Regions from separate parts of the Homo sapiens genome. Here region 2 is linked to region 1. Evidence: read pairs that join two places in POLR2A ChIA-PET (ENCODE). Cell type or tissue: Caco-2. All regions are shown on one strand. Each heading gives the region's core, and the rest is flanking DNA. Links, peaks and the distances in the headings are about the cores only.

The links. Peaks named below come from ENCODE experiments on the same cell type or tissue, not always from the same donor. Only the 100,000 strongest peaks of a DNase experiment are listed, where the experiment ranks them.
Region 2: POLR2A ChIA-PET joins it to region 1 with 7 read pairs; 2 of 35 experiments call an interaction of 5 or more read pairs at or near these places.

The regions. Positions count from the first base shown.
Region 1 is chrX:50,178,155-50,184,676 of GRCh38, reverse strand. No RefSeq gene overlaps it. Among named protein-coding and RNA genes, the nearest start is that of AKAP4, 20 kb to the left of the region's middle. In Caco-2, for the core only: no CTCF peak of the experiment used is centred there; no DNase peak of the experiment used is centred there.
Region 2 is chrX:50,105,189-50,111,710 of GRCh38, reverse strand. No RefSeq gene overlaps it. Among named protein-coding and RNA genes, the nearest start is that of AKAP4, 93 kb to the left of the region's middle. In Caco-2, for the core only: no CTCF peak of the experiment used is centred there; DNase peaks (open chromatin) are centred at 3,260 and 4,050.

The DNA.
Region 1 (6,522 bases), core at 1,669-5,668:
GAAGGCTGAACTGGGCATCCCCCAAAGCAAGCCGATACAGCTCCTGGGACTCAGAGCAGGCAATATCCCCAAGGAGAAGCATATGTAATGTTGAAAATGTAGCCTCGCAGAACAAGTATGGAATTTGCATTTGCTCAGAGGGCTCAGGGCTGCTCCTTGTTGGGGGTTGAGGGGAACCAGAGCTAAAGAGCAACAAGACAGGCTAGCACCCTTGCACCCTGGCAGGAGACAAGGACAGTCTCTGATGGTATCCGACCAATGCACGCCAGAATGTGTGAAGTAGAAGGAAAGGAGGGGTTACAGGCAGTTGGGGTGTTCAGGGCACTTGCCAATCAGTAGGAAAGGATTTCAACATTTGAATAGCTGTGGGGCTGTGCTAGTGCCTCAAGTCTGAAATGCCTCTCCCAGGGTGGAAGTATTTTACTTTCTCTTATCTTCCTCAAGTCTCGGGCCTGGCTAAGAGTTGAATTCTAGATAACACCTGGGGCGAGCTCAGCTGAAGAAAAGGTACAAACCCACACAGTTCCAGCGCCACTGGATCACACTGTCTTATAATGTCTTGGTTTCATGTCTGCCTTTCCACCAGACTACAAATAGCTTGTAACAAATGAACAGATAAGGGCCTCCCACCTACTGGGCACCCAGACAATCAATGTTTGTTAAGTAACAGCTAACTGTGTGCTGAGCCAGGCCCTCTGCTAGGCTCTTCTCACAGATTGTCACATCTAATCCTCAAGGTGCCTCTCTTGGTAGCCCCAATTCTCAACTGAGGAAATGAAGGTACAGAGGATCAGAAAGTTGCCTACATCTGGGATGACGCCCAGGCAAAATGAGACTTGACTCTGTACTATTCACCACCACACTTGAGTGGCTGGTGGGTGCCCATCCATGTGCAAAACGTCAGAGGTGAATAAAGGCATGGCTTGCTTAGGAATCCAGGAGACATGGCACTGGAGTAGAAAGTGTGTGAAGGGGAACTGAAGGGTGACAAGGCTAGAAAAGTCAGCTGGCATCAGAGTACTATGTGGATTCACTGCTAAGTTCAAGGAGAAACCACTTGAAGGGTTTGAGCTCTGCAGTTTCAGAGTAAGCTTTGTGTTCTGGAGTGCTCACTCAGTCTGCTATGGGAAGGATACATTGGAGCGAGCCATGTGCTGCTTAACTGTTCTTTACTTCCTTTGCTTATTTCTGCTTTTTTTTTGGTTCCTTTCATTTTTCCTTTTTAAAATGGACTTCACTAAATGTTAAAAGATTCCAGAGCTGAACTAACATACCTACTGGGGGGCAGATGGGGAAGGTGAGCAGTGCCCCTTATGACCGACTAGAAACCCCAGCTGTGATGGAGACAATTGATGAAGAGAAGGGTGGTAGGTTTTCATTTTCCTTCCCTAAGGTTACACTTGGCCTCCAGGCCTTTATTTGCCACTGTCACAACCATCAGATGCCAGAAACAGTAGAAGGCAGACTCCAAACTCTCCCCGACCTCCAAATGCCAAATGCATATATTTTTAATGACCTTGACGTGGCTTAACACAGCACCTCCCAATAGAAGATAAATCATGTCCCAGAACTCAGCAAGAGAGGAAAGTAAAATAAAACACCCTGATCTGCTAACTTTCCTCTCAGTGGCTGACAGCATCTCGTTCCCAAAGGCCCTGCTTTTGGAAAAGAAATTTTTCCTGTTGGAGACTTCGGATGCCTTTGTCAATGAGTCCTGTGGCACAAACTATCTGCTAAAGGGAAGGGAGGACTTGCCAGGAAAATCTCCTCTGCAACCAAATGGTCCACTTCTGAAATGACAGAACAACTTAGTTATCCCCATCCTGATGCAAACTCTAAGCAGGCACACCTAGAGTGACTTGTCATATCTCTCCATCCTCCTTTGAGTCGAATCTTGGGGTTTTCTTCCTACTTCCCTGGCCCTTTCTTCCCAGTCTCTTTCAGAGAACCCTCTTTCTCTGCCCATCTGATAACTGTTGACCTACCCAGGATCTATCCTTGTTTTGCTGCTCTTCCCACAAGCCCCACTATCTAGCTGCACCCACTTTACAGAGGGTGGGTGGACAGGCCTAGCTGGGACACTGCCAAAGAGAACTCGTGCCAGAGTTTGGATCCTGGAAGACGGCAAGGACCAGAGGAGGTAGAGGAGGGTGTGAGATGAGGTTCTCTCAGTGGTGTTTCTTCGCTAGGATACCGCAACTTTTAAAATACAGATTCCCAGCCCATCTGTCCCACCCCAACTCCAGATAAATTCTCAATTCCTTTGTTTGGGGTTGCAAAACAAGCATGTATATTTTACATATCTCCAAGTGATGTCATATTACTCCGTTCTATTTTGAAGAAATTAAAACTTATGGAAAAGTTGTAACACCAGTATAATAAGTACCCATATACCCTTCATCTAGCTTCAATTGTTCATATTTTGCCATCTTGCTTTATCTATCTGGCACACAAATGACTAAAATTGTGTGCATATATATAATAATTATTATTATTATATAAAATTATCATTATTTTTCTGAGCCATTTGAAAGTCAGTGTAGACATCATGATATTCAACCCTAAATACTCCAGTGTGTGTCTCCTAGGAACTAGGACATTCGTCCACATACAAGTCATAGCCAGTTGTCCTAAAAAATCCCAATAATAGCCTCAATAGCTGTTCCCCTCTGCTCTATCCAATATCCATGCATTGTATTGAGTTATCATGTCCCTTTAGTCTCCTTTAATCTAGAAAGGTCCCAGCCATTTTTTCCTGGTCTTTAATGACATTGTCACTTTTTTAAGAGTCTAGGCCAGGCATTTTGCAGAATGTCCAAGAGGTTTTGATCCACAAAGAAGAATGAGAACAGCTTAAAGAACAGCTTGGAGAGGTCATGACCAGTCAGTGAACTGAAGGCCAAATTGGAGACAGCACCACAGGTTAGGAACTACATGAAAACTGGAAAGCGGTCAGGAGTGAAGTGAGGAAGCTTGGTGGCTGGGTAGGTTGCATGGCTTAAAAACATAAGGTCACAGCAGCTATTTGTCCTATGGCTATAAATACCCAAATATACACAGCAGTGACTCACGCAGTGATTTCTTCCATCCTCTCACCAGTTTCCTGAACCCCAGGCCCTTATATTGAACTGACTACTGGACATACACAGACATTTCTTAAGCAAACACTATGTCTCAGGCACTGTCTAAGCACATTATATGTATTATCTCATTTAACCTCCATCATAACAAACTCTCCAGGAGGCAGAAACTAGGATTTTCTCTGTTTGAGGGCAAGGAAACTGAAGCACAGAGGGGTGGAAACTTGTTTGGGGTCAACACAGCTAGTGAGTGGTGTTACCAGAATTTGAACACCAGAGCCTTCACACTTTTAAATTATATTTTTTTAAGTATTATTCTGTAAAACTGGCTTTCTTCCGTTTTGGTTCACAGTTCTATAAATTTTAACACATGTATAGATTATGTAGCTACCACCATAATCAGGATACAGAACAGTTCATCACGCCCAATAAACTCCCTCTGCTCTCCCTTTAAGAGTCATCACCCCACCCCCACTATGGAGAATGTTGCTATTTCTTTTATTCTTCTACAGCCTATATTTCCAATGTCAGTTAAGCTTTCAAATATTTCGCAGTTCTAATCCGTTTTCTCGCGTGACCAACCAGTAGGTCAGTTGGGTCTGTTGGGAAGACCGCTTAGCTCAGTTCTCAGTTCTGACAGCCTTCGTTATGGTAGTTAGGTTCAGAAAACGGACGCAGAGGTCAAGGGTAAACCCTAGATGTCATAACAGCTCTTTGGGGCCACATTCCTGAGCTCCTCACTTTCCGTTATCCTTCCAATACTTTCCAGTACCCTGCAGGCTCTCATTGATGGAGGTTGTCTGGGCCACGTGGCAGGAGACGCTTTGCTCGGGGCGGGGAAGGAGCAGGGGGCGGGGAGACAGAGACAAAAAAAAAAAAAAAAAAAAAAAAGGCAATGGGTTTTGGCCCCTCCCCCTTAAAGCTGCAGCTTCATTGAACAGAAAAGTAAGGTTCTCCCTTTTCATTCACTTTTGGCTTCTGCAGTTTCCCATCCCCGGCTACTCTTTCCCACTGCCACCACCTCAACTGTGGGACCGCCTGCTGACTGGGGTGACAGACCACAGGGGAAAAAATAAAAACAGCACCAGTGTATTTCCTCCACTCTCTTTGAGCATTTTGGATCTCCCCTTTCCACCCCTCCAACCAGAAGTAGAGGGTTTCTACTGGATCTCTGTCTGTACCAGAGTGCTCACTTCTGAGTTTCAGATTGTCTTGAGTTCCTGCTGGGGGATGCTGCAGGAACAAAAATAGTAAACTCACTTCCAGTTTGGTGGCACTGTTAATTCTAGCCTTCTCTAGTCTGTCTGCTAATATTTACTTTTCAGAGTTCTCAAATAGTTTGGCATGCATTCTGTACAAGCTTTGTACTCAAGTTCAGTAGGCAATAAAGGGAGGTGTGTGTTTATTCCATCATGTACAGAATAAAAATCAGCCCTCACTTTTAAACCCCATGCCATTGTGCCTCTCCACATGAATGTCCATAGACACTATGAACTCATCATGTGCCAATTGTATTCACCATCTACTCACCAGCCTTATCTCTTCCAATGTTCCATATCTCAACCAGTCCCACCATCATCATTTACCCAGTTGTCCAAGCTGGAATCCTGGGCATTGTCAAGAACTCCTCTCTCTGTCTAATGTCTACATCCAATCATACATCCAGTCCTAGCTTCCCTCTCCTTATTTCCACTACTTTAAATTATTCACGCCTTCATTCTTTCTTGCCTGGATTATTGCATGTTGTCAGTTAATTGGTGTGACTAGGTAATTGTTTTTCTTTTGTTGACATCCTACTTTTTAAACATTGTATTGGCTATATACAGAAAACTGAACAAAATTATAAGCTCAACACATTATCAATAAATTATCACAAACTGAGCCCACCCATGGTCAAGAAACAGAACATTCGAAGCACTCAAAAGCCCCTCTTAGTCTGCCTTTTTTTTTTTTTTTTTTTTTTTAGACAGAGTCTGTCTGTTGCTCAGGCTGGAAGGCCGTGGTGCAATCACAGCTCACTGCAGCCTCGACCTCCAAGGCTCATGTGAGGTGGGCTCCTTCCACCTCAGCATCCCAAGTAACTGGAACCACAGGCATGTGCCACCACACCAGGCTAATATTTGCATTTTTTGTAGAGATGGGGCTTCACTATGTTGACCAGGCTGGATTCTGCCTTTTACAACACTTCATAGCTAAATAGAATCACACCGTATGATTTTTTGTGCGTTTAGTTTCCTTTGCTCAACATTATGCTTGTGAGAGTCAGCCGTGTTGTTGCTTGTTGTTTTATTCTCATATTGTATAATATTCCATTATATATCGTCCATTGTATAGTTGATGGACATTTATTTGGGTTGTTTCCAGTTTGATCCTATTAGGAATAGTGCTGCTATGAATGCACCTATACATGTCTTTTGCTAGCCACAAGCACTCATTTTATTGGATACATACCTACAGGTGATATTCCTGATATGACTATATTCAACTTTAATAGATCGTGACAAACCCTGTCACGGTGGTTGTACAAATTTACTCTTCCATCAGTGGTATAGGAGACTTTCTGTTGCTCTATAGCTGGATAATATTTTAGGAGACTAATATATTTATTTATTTTTTTCTTCCTGTGCATTCCTCCTTTTCTTTCCTTCCATCAAGCAGATAGCTGGTTCAGGCCCTCTTGGCTACCAGGAGGTTTGTAGCACGGCAGAAAACAGGGCAGAAAAGTGACTTTTCGTACAGCACTAAAAAAAAATAGTGATGGGGTTTCACCATGTCACTCAGGCTGGTCTGGAACTCCTGGCCACCCACCTGCCTCGGCCTCCCGAAGTGCTGGGATTACAGGGGTAAGCCACCAGGCCTGGCGCCCCTATAGCACTTTCTAATTTTGGTTCACAACAGCCTTGAGCCTCAAAGTGGGGAAAGTTTGCCAGTAAAGAAACAAAACAAAAACCATCTTGGAGGAGACATGAAGGGAAAACGACTTTTTTCCACATCAAAAAAAGTGATTTCCCTGATACAATGGGAGAAGAGAAAGTTCCAGAGCAGGAGAGCCTGGGCTGGCTTCTGGGCAGTGTGCATGGGAAGGCAGCAAGACCCCAGAAAGGAATGGTGAGGTGGGGAATCTAGGAGGGTGGGATGTTAAGCAGAGGATTTTTGCAGAATCATCAGAGTGCTGTTGGGCCTGAAGGGTCCTGCACAGAGGCCAGTAGATACCTCAGCATTAGCCGCTGTGAGTAGACGACTTGATGACCAGAGAGGGCCATACCCCTATGTCCTGGTACATACAAAAATCAGAACTCAGGCGCAACTCTGAGTGAAGAGTCCCAAGAATAATTGAGGTTGAGTTTCCCTCCAGACTGTGGGTCCTGGGAGATCAAAGTGGAATTCACTATGATTTGTAAAAAGATGTGCTGCTTCTTACCTGAGTGGTGGACTAATATGT
Region 2 (6,522 bases), core at 1,395-5,394, 73 kb after region 1:
TAGAAAAATAATAAAAATAAATTTACCCAAATATTAACCATGGTATCTCTGAGTGAAGGAACTGCAGGTAATTTTACTTTCTTCATTATGATTTTGAAACCTTTTAGAACTTTTCTTTAAAAATTTCTAATTTTTTCTTACAATAAACCTACTTTTTATTTTTTTTGAGATGGGGTCTCACTTTGTTGCCCAGGCTGGAGTGCTGTGGTGTGATCATGGCTCCCTGCAGCCTTGACCTCCCAGGCTCAAGTGATCCTCCTGCCTCAGCCTCCTGAGTAGCTGGGACTACCAGTGTGCGCCACCACACCCGGCTAATTTTTTTTATTTTTAGTAGAGACAAGGTCTCACTGTGTTACCCAGGCTGGTCTCAAACTCCTGAGCTCAAACAGTCCTTCCACTTTGGTCTCCCAAAGAGAGGCAGAAGAACAGGGCCTGGAGGTAAGGAACCTATGGACTTCCTAGAACTAAATTAAATGGAAACACTTTACCTATGACAGGAAATATCCTCTTCATTTACACAGGGCGTACACCAAGTAACCAATGGAAACCTCTAAAGGGTATCTAAACCCCAGAAAATTCTGTACCGGGGCTCTTGAGTCTCTATGCTCAGACCCGCTCCCACCCTATGGAATGTACTTTCATTTTCGATAAATCTCTGCTTTTGTTGCTTCATTTTTTCCTTGCTTTGTTTGTGCGTTTTTTCCAATTCTTTGCTCAAGACGCCAAGAACATGGACACCCTCCGCCCGTAAAAAAAGTGCTGGGATTATAGGCATGAGCCACCATGCCTGGCCCAATATGTTTATTTTATAATCAGAGAAAAATGAACACAATTGTTTTTAAATTCAGGTTCCTTCCACGTGTCCCAATGTTATCTGTTGAGCAGCTGCAAACTGAGAAAAGTGGGTTTTGATCTGTAGATTATAATGGCTTCACCCAACAAAGATTTCTTAGCCTGTTCATGCTGCCAAAACCAAATATCATAGGCTAGGTGACCTAAATCACTGGAATTTATTTTCTTAGAGTCCTGGAGGCTTGAAGTCTGAGACCAAGGTGCCAGCAAAGTTTATTTCTGATGAGGGCTCTCTTCTTGGCTTACAGATGGCTATCTTCTCACTATAGAAACCACCTTTGCAAAAATTATAACAGTAAGAAAATTATGACAGTGAAAGAGATCCGATCTAACCAACTCCATCTTACCTCTAACCTCCAAACTGCCCTTGGTTATTCCTAGGCATGGGCCAATCTAACTTTGGAAGAAATTTATAGTTTAAATGATAACAGCCCTTCCCACAAACCAAACCACTTTTGTAAAACAAATGAAAGACAACCAGATTTCTGGAGGTCACAAGATTTGCAACTTCCTCAATTACTCCTGTAATTAACATTACTATTGTGGAACCTAAAACTGGCCTTTTGAAATGTCTCTTCAGGCTTTTGCATTTCTGATAACTGGATGGCCCCACCCTGACCCTCAACCAGTCCTGTGGCCCTCACCTAGAAGCAGACTCTACACACAAGGACCATTTTTCACACCCCTGCCCTCCAAACTGCCTTTGAAAAACCGTAGCCTCCAAATTTTTGAGGAGGCTTATTTGAGTAATAATAAAACTCTGGTCTTCCATTTAGCTGGCTCTACTTGTATTAAATGCTTTCTCTATTGTAATTCCCCTGTCTTGATAAATTGACTCTATCTGAGTAGCAGGCAAGAAGAACCCACTGGGCAGTTGCACCACGTCCTCATGTGGCCTTTCTCAGTGCCTCCATGGGGTGGGGAGGGGGGAGGGAGAGAGAGAGAGAGAGAACACAAGAGTGAGGAGTGAGCATGTACTCTGATGTCTCTTCTTATAGGAACACTAATCCTATTACATCAATGACCCCATCCTATGATCCCATTTAACCTTCTTTCTTTACTCCAAATACAGCCACACTGGAGGTTAGGGCTTCGTCATATAAATTTTGGTGAGGCACAAACATTCAGCTCATGACAGAAGGAAAGGGAAGGGATATGCATACTGTAAACCAAAAAGTTTACACCTGAGACAAGTCTCAATCAACTTAGAAGTTTATTTTGCCAAAGTTAAGGACATATCCATGACACACCCTCAGGAGATCCTGACAACATGTGCTCAAGGTGGTAGGGCTACAACTTGGTTCTATATATTTACGGAGACATAAGACATCAATCAATACATGTAAGATGTACATTGGTTCAGTCCAGAAAGGTAGGACAACTGGAAGCAGGAGCTTCCAGGTAATAGGTGAATTCAAAGATTTTCTGATTGGTAATTTGTTATTATCTAAAGACCTGGAATCAATAGAAAGGAATGTCTAGGTTATGATAGGGGGTTGAAGAGATCAAGGTTTTGTCTTGCAGATGAAGCTTCCAGGTAGCAGGCTTCAGAGAGAATAGATTGTAAATGTTTCTTATCAGACTTAAAGAGTCTGTTCTATCAGACTTAAGGTCTCTGTGTTGATGTTAGTGCTGGTCAGCTGTGCCTGAATTCCAAAAGGAAGGAGGGAATAATAAGGCATATCCAACTTCCCCTTCCCATCATGGCCTGAAGTAGTTTTTCAGGTTAATTTTGGAATGCCCTTGGCTGAGAGAAGGGGTCCATTCAAATGGTTGGGGGGCTTAGAATTTTATTTTTGGTTTACAGTACCTATTATATTTCAGGCAGCTTCACACATAATCTCATGAAATTCTCACAGCCATCTCATAAGATAGGTGTTACTGTTTCCCATTGTGTATGTTGTAATAGCAATAGTAAAATTTATTAAGCACGTACCATGTGGCAGGCACAGGGCTATGGGGGATCCTTGTTAAGTAGTGGAAAAACACTTACTGAAACTGTTGCCTGCGATTATGTGGAAAGTAGAGTGTAGGTGATGAATGTGGTTATTTAGTTAACAAGATTTCCAAGCAAAGTGTTGAAGCTGTGGGCTGGTTTTTTCTTGATGCTTATAGTAAAATGTGAGAGGAGAGACATAAATTGAGGGAAGCACTTTTAAACCCAAAAGAAATCAGTACTTGATTCTTAGTCTCTCCAGATGGCAAAAGATGCTAAAATTAAGAAATGGCTTCCAAGCACTGCTAGGAAAGCATGGCATAGAGAAAAAGCCAACAGCAACTGGACAATCTTTTGTTAAAATCTCAGATCAAAGGATCAGAGTGGTATTCAGTCACACAAAGGGCCCTTTCAAGAGATTAAAGGTGTGGCTCCAAGAACCTCTCAAACAATAGGGCCTCTTAGGAAACGTAAGAGTTGTGTACCTAAGCCATCACAGAAGGAGTCCAAGGTAAAGAAGGGCTTATCTCAAACAGATCTGTGGGTATGTCTTTTTCTAATGGAGCAAACTCCAGTTAAATCCACTGAAGATTCGAAAGTTTTGGAGGAAGTTATTTAAGCAGAAACACTGTTAGCTTGGATGGAGACAGACAGCATACAAAATTAAAGATAGCTGCTGGACCCCTAAAATTCTACTGGCAGGGAGCAGTCTGATAAACTACTTAGCTGCACACATGTGCTACCTTTTGTGGAAAAGGAAGGACAATTCAGAAGGCAGAACCAAGAGACCAAACAGGACTTAAGAACTAATGAAGGAACATCCAACATTTGCCCAGCTGGATTTCACAATTGTCATGGACCAGTGCATGCCTCCCATTTCCCCGCTCCTTTTCAAATGGAAATGTCTATAGCAGTTATCTTAAGCCTTCCCAACATTTTATGTTGGTTTTATGGGAGGTAGATTACATGTCTCTTTCATTTTACAGATCAACAAATTGAGAAGAATTTTGCCTAAAACATTGCATCTTCACCTGGACCTGATTTAGATCATGAGATTCTAGACTTTAAGCAGATGCTACAATGGGATGAGATTTTGAGGAATATTGAGAAAGAAATGAATGTATTTTGCGTGTGAGAGAGACATGAATCATTGGAAGTCAAGGAGTAGACTGTGGCAGAAAGACTCTAACATGGCCTGTGTGATTTCTGCCTCCTGGAATTCATGTTCTTGTGTAATCCTCCTCCCCTTGAGTGTGGGCAAGATGCTGTGATTATGTTACATAATCTTGCAAGGTGTCTCTTGTTAGGAGACTCACTTCCTTGCTTCATCTTCCTTTGATGAAGCAAGTGGTCATGTCGGGGAGGTTCACTATGACAAGCATGTTGGTAAATTTTTTTTTTTAGTTTCCCACATTACACTGATGTAATGATGGTTAATTTTATGTCAATGTGGCTATGTTTTGGTACCCAGATATTTGATCAAAGTTTATTCTGGATGTTTCTGTGAGGGTGGTTTTAGATGAGACTAACATTTAAATCAATGTGCTTTGAGTAAAGCAGATTTCTTAATGAGGGTGGACTTCCTCCAAACAGTTGAAAGCCTGAATAGAACAAAATCCTGACTTCCCCAGAACAAGAGTGAATTCTGCCAGTTCATGGCCTTTGAACTTGAACTGCAACACCAGTTCTTCTCTGGGTCTTCAGCCTGCCAGACCACCATGAAGATTTTGAACTTGCCAACTTCCATAATTACATGAGCCAATTCCTTAAAATAAATCTCTCAATATACACATGCATATGCATACACACATGCACACACACACACACACACACACACACACATCCTAGGGATTCTTTTTCTCTGGAAAACTCCGACTAATACAGCAAGAAACTGAGTGGCAACAGGTCAACAGCAAGCTAGGAACTGAGGCCTTTGGTCTGATAGCCCACAAGGAATTTAATGCCACCAACAATCGTATGAGCTTAGAAGTGGATTCTTGCCCAGTTGAGCCTCTGATGAGAGACCGGCCCTGACCAACACCTTGACTGCAGCCTTATGGAGGACCCAGCTAAGCCATGCCAAGACTCCTGACCCACAGAAACTGTGAAGTAATAATTATGTGTTGTTTAAAGCTGCTAAGTTTCTGGTAATAGTGTTACCCAGTAACAAATAACTAATACAAGAAGATATGGAAACTTGAGGATTCCTGTCTATAAACTGAGTTTGATTGGCCTTTACTTTTTCTTTCAAGGGCTCTCCTAGGTTCCAGCAAGTCAGCCCTGTGTAATGCTTCCTTTGCAGAAATATCCCGTGGCAATATTTGAAACATTGTGGTATTGTAGAAAACAACTCAGGAGTCATACAGCTCTGGACTTGAATGCCATCTCACCGCTTACTATCTGTGTGACCCAGAGCAAGTCACTTCACCTACCCACTGGCATACACTTCCCTTTCTTTATCTAACATAAACGGGTTTAATAACAGTATCTACTTCTCAAGGTTGTTGTGGGGGATTAAGCAAAACCATGGAAGTGAAGCATGAAGTCTAGTGCTTGAAACAGAGCACCCAACACACAGAACTTTTAAGAATAACTTGCAGAGGATTCCTAAGCCTGTAAAACTCCAAGGACAAACATTGTTCTCTCTGCCTGCGCCAGATCCAGGGCCACTTGGTCATCTGGGGCAACGGCTGGTAGTGGTATGATAAAAGTCTGGTTGCCATAGTCACCATTTTCTCAAGCTAGAGAAAGCCTAGAATCCCCAGGCCCAATAAATATTTGCTGGAGGCATACAGGGAAAACAAATCAACAAAAACTTCACTAGACTGCAAGTACTGTGAAGACAAGGCCCGTGTCTGTGTTGTTATTTGCTGCTATATTCCCAGCACTCAGCACAGTGCCTAGAACATAATATACGTTCAATAAATAGCTGCTGAATAAGTGAACAAATGAATGAATGAATGGCTACCTCATATATGGAGCATGAAGAGAAGTACACTGGGTGTTTATTTCCAACAAGGGGCACCTCCACCTGAATGGCTCCTCAGAGATCCTTGATAAGAGAGCACTGCAGTAAGCCGGGGGCTCCCCTCAGGCCAAATTATTTCTACTGCTGTCCTGGAGAACTGCTAATTTCCCCCAAAGAGAGGCAGACAGCTGTGAGAAGAGGGGCTTTGGTTATCTCACTAGAGTGAAGTAGAAAGGGAAATTCCCTTTTTTGAGAACCTACTGGGTACCAACCAGGCACTGCTAAGCTTTTCACACACATTACGTGTCTTATTTATTTCTTACCACAGTTCTCTGGGTTAGGTATTAGTATCTCCATTTGGCAGAAGAGACAATTGAGAGACAGAGAGGTTGGGTGCTTTGCCCAGACCACACAGCAAGTAAGTGGCAGAGCTAGGATATGAACTTAGGTCTGTCAGACTCCAAAGCCCATGCTCTTTCTACTACACCAGTATTGGAACCTAGCAGGAGCCACAGCCTTTTAGGAAGTCAAAGGGGAGGAAGCCTATCTTATTAGACTATGTGCGTCAATTTCTATCACAGTAGCTGTTCAAATAGCAGAGACTCAATAAATGTTTAATGAATGAGCCCATCAGTGAAGAATTCTTCCCATTCACTCAATACATATTTATAATGTTTATAGTGTGTCTGGTAAGTCTAAGTAGAATCTGGGGATACAAGGGTGAAAAAAACCTATGGAACTAGCAGGGTGTGGTGGCTCACTCCTA